2 separate regions of the Homo sapiens genome follow, and region 1 is linked to region 2. The links are chromatin contacts, found by Hi-C in ENCODE. All regions are on one chromosome and are shown on one strand. Each heading gives the region's core, a stretch centred on a gene start or an enhancer-like site at or near the end of the contact. The rest is flanking DNA. Distances are from core to core; before and after follow the strand shown.

Region 1 (6,425 bases), core at 25-2,524, 430 kb before region 2:
GGATTTCTGGCCTAAGGGAGAGGCTCCCATCCTTCGTTCCCCAGCCAGCCTAGGACTTCGAATGTGGAGCCTGAAGATCTAAGATCCTAACATGTACATTTTATGTAAATATGTGCATATTTGTACATAAAATGATATTCTGTTTTTAAATAAACAGACAAAACTTGTTCTGTCTGGCTCCTGTCTTGCCCCTTGAACTGTGTAAGCTCTGAGTCACATACTCTCTGTCTCGGTACCATCCTTCCTGTAGTCCCAAGTAGGGGAAGACTTAGGATGCCTGTAGCTGGGAGGGAAGGGAAAGAATTGGCCTCCACAAGGCCTTTGGCCATCTCTGAGAGTCCCCTGGTAGGAAAGTGAAGCTAAGAACCCTTTCGAGGATGGCCAGTACCTTAGTTTGCAAAGTGTTTTAAATTCCTTTTTTTTTTTTTTTTGAGATGAAGTCTCACTTTGTCACCCAGGCTGGAGTGCAGTGGCACTATCTCAGCTCACTGCAACCTCCGACTCCCAGGTTCAAGCGATTCTCTCACCTCAGCCTCCCGTATAGCTGGGATTACAGGCACCCGTCACCATGCTCAGTTAGTTTTTGTATTTTTAGTAGAGACAGGGTTTCACCATGTTGGCCAAGCTGGTCTCGAACTCCTGACCTCAGGTGATTCACCCGCCTCAGCCTCCCAAAGTGCTGGGATTACAGGCGTGAGCCACTGCGCCCAGCCTGAATTCCTTATTGTACTGGAGACTCAACAACAGCTATGTGAAATAGGCAGCAGTGTACCCTTTTTTACAGGTAAAGAAACTGAAACTCAAGTTAAATGAGTTTTACAGACTCTTAGAGGTGGGAGGATTTAAAGGTCCTCTAGTCTGCTCCCTTCATTTTCCTAGGTTTGGAAACTGAGGCTCAGTGAAGTAATGCGATTTGACTGAGGTGCTAGATCCATCAGAGGCAGAACCCAGGCATCCTCCCTTGTGAGTGTGCTTTTTACAGCCCTGTGTCAACTTGCTCCCAGGCAAGCCCCAGGTCTCTACCTTGGACCCAAGAATTCTGGTCTCTAAGGGAGTTGGTCACCTGCTCACACCACAGACGCCATCACCCCACCCCAGGGCTCTGACATCACCTCCCCTGACCAATGAATGAAGTCCAAGCAAAGGGTGAGGATGTGAATGTCAGCTACCTCCCCCACCCTAGGCCCTGTGGTTGCAAAGATGCTCTAACAGGAAGTGGGTTAAGGAGCTGCACTGCTTCCTGCCCCCTAAAGCTGAGCGGGGCGAGGAGGGCGAGTGCCAGGCTGGGCCACGAGACACAGGACACAATTTCTTGCCAGGGTCCTGGTAGCTTCCTCTTCAACAGCCACTTCCGTGTGGCCGGGGCCCCAGGGGCAGGAGCTGCTGCCCGTTGCCCAGGCCACCCTCCACCCCCAATTGGGAGCCCTGCCCCCCTGGGGCCGGGCCAAGCCCAGCAGCTGGCTGGGATCCCATGGGGGACTGGTAGGGCACAGGTCTTGGGGGATAGAGGTGACCGGGCCAGTGCCCTGGGGCTCTGGCCATGAAGTCTCGGCAGAAAGGAAAGAAGAAGGGCAGCGCAAAGGAGCGGGTTTTTGGGTGCGACTTGCAGGAGCACCTGCAGCACTCAGGCCAGGAGGGTAAGGAGGCCGGCTCAGCTTCTGCAGGGTGGGTGGGGAGGCACTGGGCATCTGCAGCCCGATCCAGCCTGAAGGGCAGAAGCAGTTTCCGGTGCTCCTGGGGAAGGGGCAGTGGCCTGGGGTCACCATTCAAGAGAACTGTAAGTGGGCAAGACAGGAAATGTGGCTCAGTGAAGAAGGCAGGGCGGCTCCCTTGTGTAACTTTCTGGGGATGGGGTGGCTGAGGGGATGAGAATGTGAGTACCCAGGTAGCAGTGAGGGGGAGGATGGAGAGACTGGAAACCGAGGAGGAGTGGATGAAACAGCGGGCAGGTGACTGGGAACAGGAGAGGGAGGGTGAGGCGACAGGGTCAGGAGAGGAGTGGCTGAAGGGGAAATGATTATCCTTAGGTCTGAATGAAAGGAGACAGGGAAATGGCCCCAGAAGGGTCTCAAGATGGCCCTTGAGGCGGGTGGTTTCCTGGCTGGAGAACACCCAAGGACAAGGTCATGGGCTCTGTTCCCACTGCAGCCTTGCTGGGCCGCAGGGGATGATGTCGGGCTGGAAACAACCTCTGCCCCTAGTCTTTGTGATTCTCTTGTTGTCCCTGTGCAAAAGAGAAACAGGTTCAAAGTGGGGGGCAAGGGGAGAAGCTGCTGAAATGGGGAAGAATGAAAGAGAGGGTGTGAGGCCTGGCTTGAAGCTGGAGGTGGAGGGTGCAAAGGAGGGTGGGTGTGGAGCTGTCTGTGGAGCTCACCCAGCTCCCTCCCTGGGTTACCTTAGAGTGGGCTTTGAAGCCAGAAGGACCAGGGACAATATCAGGTTCACAACGGGGCCTGGCATGGAGCAGCCACTCAAAATCATTTCTTGATTCAATTTGAAATTGAACCCAGGCACCCTGGCTGCCCAGCCCAGCTTGTTTTTGGCACTTCAAGCTCCTCCTAGAGAAAGGCATAATTCTTTCCCCACTCCACCCCATTCCACCCCACCCCAATCTGTCATTTCCTCTTTGTCCCCTCCTCTGCTCTGGGCTGTGGTGCTTGCAGCGGAGGGAGGGTGATGGTGGTTCCCAGATCATTTCCTGCTCTTAGCCCCGCCCCTGCGTCCCCAGACACCTCCTTCCCCTTTTCTCCTCCAGTGAGAGGACCCCTATCCCCATTGCCCTTGGTTAAGGGAAAGCCCAGACCCCAAGGAAGAGTGTTAAACAGCTGAAGCGAGCTTATTTGAGCCTTCCTCTTCTCACTGGGCAGAGTGGAGGTGGCACAGCCATCAGTGCAGGGCTTACTCCTTTCTAAGGGACTCCTCTCAAGAGCTATGATTCTTAGCCAAGGATTATGAGATTTAATTGGGGATGATGTGCTCCTCCCAGCTCAATGCAAACCCTCAGTTCAGCCTTTCCTGGTACTGCCCTTTTTTGTGGTCCACCAACCAATTTTATCTTGAAACACTGAACCCACAGCCAGCCCAGACCCTGCTCCTATAACCCTCCCGGCCTCTTCCTGGATTCCTAGCAGGGAAGGGGCACACTCTCTAGAGGGGACAGACAGATCTGATTGCTGAATCCTGATCCTAGGTGAATCCGAGAGCAGGAGACCAGAACCTCACAGAACCCAAGGGTGGGTTGATCTTGGGCACCAGAGTAGCAGTGGTGGCTCCTTCCCTATCCCTCAGGTCTTCCTGGTACAGAGAGGTGGAAAGTGGAAGGAAGGACAGAGAGAGGCTGGTGATGGTTCCTCTCTTTAATCCAACATCCACAAAAAAATGAGAGCAGAGAGATCTTTGTTTTCGCTTAATTTATCCTCCCTGATCACGTTGGTCTCCCCCATCCCCACAGCCTTGCTCCATCTCAGCCCTCTCTCCAGCTCTTTGCCCCCACATGGGTCTCTTCCTTCCTTAAGCCCTGTATATACTGAATTCTTTCTTTTCCTAATCTTTGATAGATTGTTCAGGTTTCTTTCTTTCTTTCTTTCTTTCTTTTTTGAGATGGAGTCTTGCTCTGTCCCAGGCTGGAGTGTAGTGGGGTGATCTCGGCTCACTGCAACCTCTGCCTCCCAGGTTCAAGCAGTTCTCCTGCCTCAGCCTCCAGAGTAGCTGGGATTACAGGCAGGCACCACCACACCCAGCTAATTTTTGTATTTTTAGTAGAGACAGGGTTTCACCATGTTGGCCAGGCTGGTCTCGAACACTGACCTCATGATCCACCCGCCTCGGCCTCCCAAAGTGCTGGGATTACAGGCGTGAGCCACCGCACCTGGCCGATTGTTCAGGTTTCTAATTCTCAGGTCCCTAAGCTTTTGGCCTTCCTCCCTGACCCTACTCTTATTTCCTCGATGTCTCCATCCCTTTGACTTCATCGCTCCAATCCTGTCTGTAGGTTTTATCTCTGATCTCATCTCTCTGATCTCTATCTCCCTAACTCCCCCATCTCTGTGACCCTGTTGTCTCTTCCCCCATCTCCTTGACCCAGTTCTTCTATGGCTGTGACTCCTTAGGCTTTTGAGTGTCCCCTTTAAAGGACTCTGGAGGTTCAAAATCAGCAGAGAAGGATAGGATAGAGAAGACCTGGTTTGTATGCTGCTCATGTGACAAAAACCTGGTGGTTTAGGTGACAGCAGACTATTTATGAGTCAAAAGAGTTGGCTTAGCATTAGGCACCCGAGAGTACAGCAGCAGCTCAGACAAGGAGGGGCCTGCCCTATCTCTGCATTCAATGCTGGGAACCTGAGGTCAGTGGGATCCTAGAAAATGGGAGTAGGTACTGAAACGATGGATGGTGAACTGTAGGACTGAGACTAAGACGAGGCAAGAGACATGACTAGGGTGCAAAATTTAAGGAAGCACTCACTTTCAGTGTCGTACAATTGCCCTAGGTGCCTTTTTTTTTTTTTTTTTTTTTTTTTTTTGAGATGCAGTCTTGCTCTGTCACCCAGGCTGGAGTGCAGCACAACCATCTTGGCTTACTGCAACCTCGACCTCCAGGGTTCAAGCAATTCTCCCTGCCTCAGCCTCTCGAGTAGCTGGGACTACAGGCACCACCACGCCTGGCTAATTTTTGTACTTTTTAGTGGAGACGGGGTTTTGCCATGTTGGCCAGGCTAGTCTTGAACTCCTGAGCTCAGGTGATCCACTCGCCTCGGCCTCCCAAAGTGCTGGGATTACAGGTGTGAGCCACCACACCAGGCCCCTAGATGCCTCATTCTCAAGGAGGTACTCAAGACCGTGCATGGGCATGGTTGGCATCTCCATGGCCCTGAGAATAAGTGCTTCCTTAAATTTTGCACACTAGATGCTTCCCTAATCCCACCCAACTCCTGGCTGTGGTGTGCAGGAGGATGAAGGGTCTGAAAGCCAGGTCGTATGAGGAGAGTTGAAAGATTTTGGTTGGCTGAGCATGGTGGCTCACGCCTGTAATCCCAGCACTTTGGGAGGCCAAGGCGGGTGGATCACTTGAGGTCAGGAGTTTGAGGCCAGCCTGGCCAACATGGTGAGATTCCGTCTCTACTAAAAATACAAAAATTAGCTGGACATGGTGGTGTGCGCCTGTAGTCCCAGCTACTCGGGAGGCTGAGGCTTCAGTGAGCCAAGACTGCACCACTGCACTCCAGCCTGGGCAACAAAGTGAGACTCTGTCTCAAATAAATAAATAAATAAATAAATAAATAAATAAATAAATAAATAAGGGGCCGGGTGCAGTGGCTCACGCCTGTAATCCCAACACTTTGGGAAGCCAAGGTGGGTGGATCACCTGAGGTCGGGAGTTTGAGACCAGCCTGACCAACATGGAGAAACTCTGTCTCTACTAGAAATATAAAAATTAGCCGGGCAGAGTGGTGGGTGCCTGTAATCCTAGCTACTTGGGAGGCTGAGGCAGGAGAATCTCTTGAATCTGGGAGGCGGAGGTTGCAGTGAACTGAGATCGCGCCATTGCACTCTCCAGCCTGGGCAACAAGAGTGAAACTCCGTCTCAGAAAAAAAAAGAAAAGAAAAAAGAAAAAAGAAAAAGAAAAAAGAAAAAGGAAAGATTGGGATTGATGAATTTATTGATTATTTTCTTCATTCCATATTTCTGTCATACTTTATTCAACAAAGAGCTTGGAATGACTTTCAAAACCTAAAACTTTACAAAAAATTAGAATAAATGATTGAAGGAATTGGGTTGAAGGAAAAACAAGAGGAAGAGAAAGATCAGCACCCAGAAATGCATATTACATTGTTCTGTATGGTTCTTAGAGGTGGGCTCTGAGCTTCCTAGTGGTTAAAGAGGTAAACATAGGCCAGGCCCAGTGGCTCACGCCTGTAATCCCAGCACTTTAGGAGGCCGAGGCAGGCAGATCACTTGTGGTCAGGAGTTCGAGGCCAGCCTGGCCAACATGGTGAGACCCCATCCCTACTAAATAACATAAAAATTAGCAGGGCATGGTGGCGTGCACCTGTAGTCCTGGCTACTCAGGAGGCTGAGGCACCAGAACTGCTTGAATGCACCCCAACTCAAAATAAATAAATAAATAAACATAATCAAGTGCAAGACTCATGGGCCCATAAGGAAAAAAAGTTAGATGGTTTAGGAGAACCACAGCTTTTTCCCCCTTCCCTTCCCTTCTTCCCTTCCCTTCCCTTCCTTTCCTTTTCTCTTCCTTCCCTCCCTCCCTTCCTTCCTCTCTCTTTTCTCTCCTTCCTCTCCTTCCTCTCCTTCCTTTCCTTTCTTTCTTTCTTTCTCTTTCTTTCTTTCTTTCTTTCTTTCTTTCTTTCTTTCTTTCTTTCTTTCTTTTTCTTTCTTTCTTTCTTTCTCTTTCTTTCTTGTCTTACTC
Region 2 (6,076 bases), core at 3,160-5,659:
GACTGTGGGAGGTAGCCTGGAGTAGAAGAGGTGGCATTACGGACACGGGGGGAAATCCTGAGGCCCAGGGTGTTTTAAGCTTGGGGTTTTCAAGACCGCAAATCCAATATGGACTTTTCCAGGAAAAGCACCGTGATATGCCAGGGATGTGGGGGTGCTGCACAATGGATGTGTCTTTTACCAGACAGCCAGACGAACAGGGCTTGCTCAGCCCACTTTCTTTTGGAATCTGCAGATCCATGGCTCGTACTTCCCAAGGTCTAGGGGAGGAAGAACTGAGCTCGGGGCTCAGAAAACCAAATCGAGCCACTTTAAGTGGTCACAGGGAAAGCCAAGCCTCCGTTGTTGCAACCAATTTGTGACTGCACCATTTCTGGAGCACCTCTTGGTGACTGTAAGGTGTGATGGAGTGATGGTGCTGAACTGTGAACTGGACTTTTCCATCTCTGTGCTTGCTAGCCTCTTGGCCAGCCTGGCCCATAGCATCTTAGGCACTGCTGACCAATAGCTCGTCTTATTGAGGCTTTGGAAGTCGCCGGTCAGGGAGAAGCAACCCAGCCCCACAAGGCAAGTCTATCCAATCGGAGGCTGCTCACTTCATTGCATGTTTTCTTCTTTGAATCTTCACAAAAGTTTTTCAGTGTTTTTATTTTTAAATACACACCCTTTTGTGAAGCCCCAATAAAACCCAGACAGAAATGCTTTGCAAATGGGGCAGGTTAGTCATGACAGATTTGCCCAAGCAAGAAGCTTGATTCTTGTAAAACTGGCATCCACTCCCATTCTCATTTCTACTCAGCTCAACTTCTAATTCCCAGTCAGAATTGTAAAAATCAAAAAGTCCACATGTCCCTTCCCCAAGTAAAGTGAATTTTTCATTTCCCCCGATGAGATTTGTTTTAATAGACTTTATTTTTTAGAGCAGTTTTAGGTTCACAGCAAAGTTGGGCAGAAAGAACAGAGATTTCCCATATGCCCTCTGCCCCATACATACATAGCCTCCCCTATTATCAATATCCCCCACCAGGATGGTACATTTGTTATAATTGATGACCTTATGTCAATGAGTTTTTTTTATTCCTCCATGCAGTTCCTCTGCACCCCCTTCACACACTTTGGGGGAAGGTGAGGGACAAGTGCGTGGGTTCTAGACTTGGCCTAACCTTGCGTGTTCAGTGGCCCATTCTATCCCAAGATGTCAATCTAGGCACTTCTATTTCTCAAAAATATTAATACTGTGATGTGATGCTGTCACTTTCACTGTCTCCCTCACTGGACTGGAAATCAGAGTATCAGGGCTAATTGGTTTAATCCATAGATTTGACTTTGAATGATCCCATTCAGCAACTATTAAGGACACATGATGTGGCAGCCACTGTGCAAGGGTGCAAGGTGTGGGGAAAACAAAATGAACAACAGCCACTGCCCAGCACCTGACACTGTGTCTGTACTGAGAGCCTGTCCACAAATATTTGTTGAGTGAATAATACTGGTATATACTGCATACTTGCCATATACCAGGCACTGTTCTAAATGCTTTATGTGTGTCAGTCATTTCATTTTCACACCAACCCTATAAGAAATGTATGTATTATTGGTACCATTACAACTTTATAAATGAGGAAAGGGGCACAGAGTAGTTTAGCAATTTCTCTGCGCTCACATAGCTGCCTGACTCCAGAGGCCTCAATGAGTAAAACTGGACAAGCCTATGTTTGGGAAGCAGGGGTGGAGAGAATGCCAAAATTTGTATCCAGGTCCCATGGTAAAAATTAGAATGTGCTATCTATAATTGAAAAATATGAGTTGAATTGAATTGGAATAAATTGAAGTATAGAAATGTCCAAAAGGTGAGAGACTGATAAAAATCACAGAAGAACGTAGAGGGCATATAAGAAGTATTTGACCTGGAATTTGGAAAATGAAAACTTTTTTTCATCATGCAAATGTTCATTTAATTTTTTTTTGTTAACTAGTTTGTTTATTGATTATCACATCTATAAAACATGTCATGTCTATGAAACTTCAACAGTACACAAGAGTATTTAGTGAAGACTAATTTCCCTTCCATACCTCATGCTGGAGGCAACCACTGTGACCAGTTTCTTGTGTGTCTTTCCAAATGTATAGGTCTTCGTGTTTGATAGATCAGTACGGTGACTATAGTTAACAATAATCTATTGTACATATCAAAATAACTGGAAGAGAATAATTCAAATGTTCTTAGCATAAAGAAAAGAGAAATACTCAAGGTGATACATATCCCAATTAACCCGATTTGATCTTTACACAACATGTGAGTGTATCAGACAGCACATGTGCCCTGAAAATATATACATCTATTATGTATCAATTTTTTAACATGGCAGAGAAGAAATCAGAGATAAAGAGGGTGGGGAAATAAAACTTCTCTCGACTTTTCAGTGTCCTGGTGAAGAGTACTAGCTCTGACATTTTTTCATACCATAAGAATTAAATCTGTAGTTATTTGCATAGGTAATTGCTCTGATCCAAACGAATAATAAAATTTTTCCCGAGAGGAGCAAATGGTTATAGCCTGAACAAGGTCCCTAGGTAGAGCGCCCAGGGTGCCATGAAGCCTGGAGTCACTATCTTCCTAAGCAGGCCAGCATAAGCTTGTGCCATCATTATGCAGCATGCAAGAAGGAATGAGCCCCAGAACTTGGAGTCAAGTCCCAGGACTTGCCATAAAAGCCAAGACATGTAACGGACTATCTGGCTCCTGGAGAGATTTATCTACCTACCAAAGTGTTGGAATAAGGAGCAGACCTTTAAGACGGGGAGGGGGGATAGCTGCCTCCTCCCTCTTTTATAGGTAGGGAAAATAATTTGTCCTTGTTTCTTACCTATGGAGTGTCTGTTTACTCACATAGAGCAATTGACCTTGCTCTTATCACATCATCCTAGGGGGAAGTGGGGGGCCAAAGCATTTACTATTTACTGTGAGTCATTTAATAAGAAATTTAACTCTAATCCAGTATATCTCATGTGCACATTTGGGATAAAGTTAATAAAAATGAATATTAAAAACTTAGCCCCAAATAAATGGGTCCGATGGGCTTGATTTTTATGGAACTTGAGAAGGAGCGTTCTAGAAGGAGGCACAAATGCAGAGGTAAAGGGTTTCAAGTGTTCTTGGCAAGTTGTCTGTTGTACCTGAAACCTAGGGTTTATATTTAAGGCACTTCCATGTCCTCAGCTGGCAAGTGGGGAAAAGGGTCCCCACCACTTTCTTCCATAATATACCTCTTAGGGATACTATAAAGGCAAATCAGAGTACATTCTGCTTTTGGAGGGAGGAGAACTTGGACTCTGTGTTGTCATTTGCTCATTTTTCATTCATCCCATTCTGTTTTATTAATTCACTTGGGCAACAAGGATTTACTGAGCTCCTACTATGTCCCAGGTGGGTGTTAGGGATACTGTAGTGAATAAAACAGACACAGTCCCTACTCTTGGAAGCTTATAAGAGTGGGGGATTACAGGCATTGAACCAGAGTTGAACACGTGATGAATGATATGAAGGAGTGCGTTCATTGTCCATTGGAAGTCTGTGACAGGAAAACCCAACCTAAGTCAGGAGTCAGGAAAGTCTTCCCTATGAAAGAGATGTCAAAATGGAGACCAGAAAGATGGAAGTTGTTAGCTAGGCAAATAAAGAGTGGTTATAGCCTCTAAGGCTAGGGAACGTACATACTAATAGTCTAAGATAGAAAGACCCAGCAGTGCCAAATAATAAAAATAGGACTTTGACTGATGGGGATACAGTTTAAAAAGCAAACACAGACAAGATGTCTTTTCTTTCTGAGCCTAAATTTACCAAAAGAACTGTGGGGTCTGTAAGTTCTGTTCCTTCTGTACCTGAAAGAATACTGTAGCAAGATGCTAAAAGCACATATGAAAGTGTCAGGGCTAGGCAAAAAAATATAATACAATAAAACAAAAAGAGTTATCATTAGGTAGAAGCCCATCTTGTGAGAGGGTTGGCTAAATCCTACTATTAATAATTTTTGACCAAACTCCATAGGCCCATGTGAATCACTCATTTTTCGAAGTAGAATTACCCATGAAGGAAAGTGAGTTGGTGTTAACAGCTACAAATGTTTCCTCCCAGACTCTTTTAGTAAATAAGGGCTGGCTGAATCACAGACACACTGGAAAACACTCATCTAGCAGGATGTTTCAGGAGCAGGGACGCCACTCGAGGGGTTTTATGAACCACTTTAAAGCCCCCACTTATTTTTCCACCTTGTGCTTATGTGAGGGTGATCTCAAGTACCCCCTCCAGACCCCAACACTCACACACTCAGGTATTGCGTCATCATTCTTTATGTGGGTTGTGGGGTATAAGGGTCTCTTCCTGATGAAGTTTTGGTTCCACTCCTCATGACTGAGTGTGCATAAAACCACTCAGCCTCTCTCATCTACCCCTCCCTTTTCCTCTTCCTCTTTCTCCTTCTATGTTCTTTCGTTTATTTTATTTTTTTATTTTTTTATTTTTTTGGTTATTCCCTACCTCTCTTATATCCCTCTTTCTCCTCCCCCAATCAACTCCAAGTTCTGAAAGCAACCATGGCGCAAAGAGTGTGCAAGGTTAGGTGGGGAAGGAGTGCATGGGAGCCATTTTGGGGAGTGGTGGCGATGGGTTATGGCCTGAAAATGGGATTTTTTATTCTTTTTTTCTCCCTATCAAAGTTGGTCTTTAAAAATCAACACTACGCTAGCAATTTTTAATCTTGTTTTGAATCTCAGATCCCTTTAAGAGATGGCATTTATGGATGTGCTCCCAGAAAAATATGTATACGCTCATCTATACAACTTTTTATACAAAAGTCTGGAAGTTCATACTTGCACATATGGCTTTAAATTTTTTCTCATTTCTTTATACACAGAAGTTTAGGTTCAGGATTCAAGAAGTTACTCTTTTAGGTACTGTGCCTACAAGTCAGGTATGTAGCCACCAAAGGGGTCACATTATCTAGACAGTCAGGCATCCATAAGTGTGGTGGAAGAAAATCCAACATGCTTCCCAGTATATTAATGTAAAAACAACCACCACCACCACAATAACTATAATGTTCCTCATGTCATCAAGCAGCAGGGGAGAGCACTCTGTTTTAAGCTTAATATATTCGCAATATTTTAAAAGACAAATGCCTAATTGCCTTTCTCACTTTTCCTCAACAATTAAGAATTTCAATCACTCTAGGCCAGATTTTAGCCCAGATAGACTTCTTTTTCTTCTTCCCCAATCACTGAATCTCTAGTCTACTATTAGCTGAGCCCTTTACTGAGCAACATGGGGATTTCGGGGTATTTTGGTGACAAGAATATTTGGGCCAGTGTGTCCAATTTTCCAATAGCTCATCTTAGCCACAAGTCAGTTGTGAAAGAGTCTCTTCTAGGTAGCTGCATTACTTAAGCTGATGGTTCTATTTTACTCTCTGACTTTCTTATCAGCTAGAACAATCTATGCTCTCTTTGAGTCATGGGCTCCTTCTTTTATGAACACTAGCTTATGGTTAAGTTCAGATATATATATATGTGTATGTATATATATATGTATGTGTGTGTGTATATATATATATGTGTGTGTGTGTGTGTATATATATATATATATATATATATATATATATATGACAAACCTAATAACCTAAATAAGAGGCTTTGGTCAGGTATTATGGTTTTCAGCATTCATTCATTGAACAGATATTTATTAAATGCCTCCTATATACTAAGCACATAGCACCTGTTTGTAGGTCTTGGGGTCAAAATAGTGAACAAAATGAAGTTCTTCCTCTTGAGGCTTTTGCATTCTAGTGGGAGAGACAAAAATAAAACAAACAAATATACAGTATAATATAATGCAGTGATAAGTGCAGAAAGAAACACAAAGCTATTTTAGATAGATGGTCAGAGGAGGCCTCTTGGAGGAGAAACTGTTTTGAGCAGATACCTAAAATAAAGTGAAAGAATGAGCTACCCAGGTATGGAAGGGAAGAAATTCTTCAGAGAGAGGAACAGCAAAAGCAAAAGTTCTGAGACAGGAATGTTC

Evidence for each region. Hi-C counts contacts between places; a loop is a spot of excess contacts on that map. Pooled maps may share reads with other maps.
Region 1: a loop to region 2 is called in a pooled map, with 6 times the contacts of the local background. The contact joins the promoter of ARHGAP30 here to the enhancer-like site in region 2. A Hi-C loop is called at or near these places in 4 of 50 pooled maps.

The regions. Positions count from the first base shown.
Region 1 is chr1:161,064,740-161,071,164 of GRCh38, reverse strand. ARHGAP30 (Rho GTPase activating protein 30) reads left to right here and starts at 1,274. Exons shown (of 12, transcript NM_001025598.2): 1 at 1,274-1,637. The coding sequence starts at 1,541. NECTIN4 (nectin cell adhesion molecule 4) reads left to right here. Exons shown (of 9, transcript NM_030916.3): 9 at 1-167. RefSeq lists a silencer at 1,389-1,538 and an enhancer at 1,435-1,981.
Region 2 is chr1:160,639,909-160,645,984 of GRCh38, reverse strand. All of the region lies in intron 1 of SLAMF1 (signaling lymphocytic activation molecule family member 1), which reads left to right. Among named protein-coding and RNA genes, the nearest start is that of SLAMF1, 4.1 kb to the left of the region's middle. RefSeq lists an enhancer at 5,256-5,415. Within about 2 kb of position 4,409, at least 5 of the 41 ENCODE cell types and tissues checked have a DNase peak (open chromatin) inside an H3K27ac peak, as active enhancers do.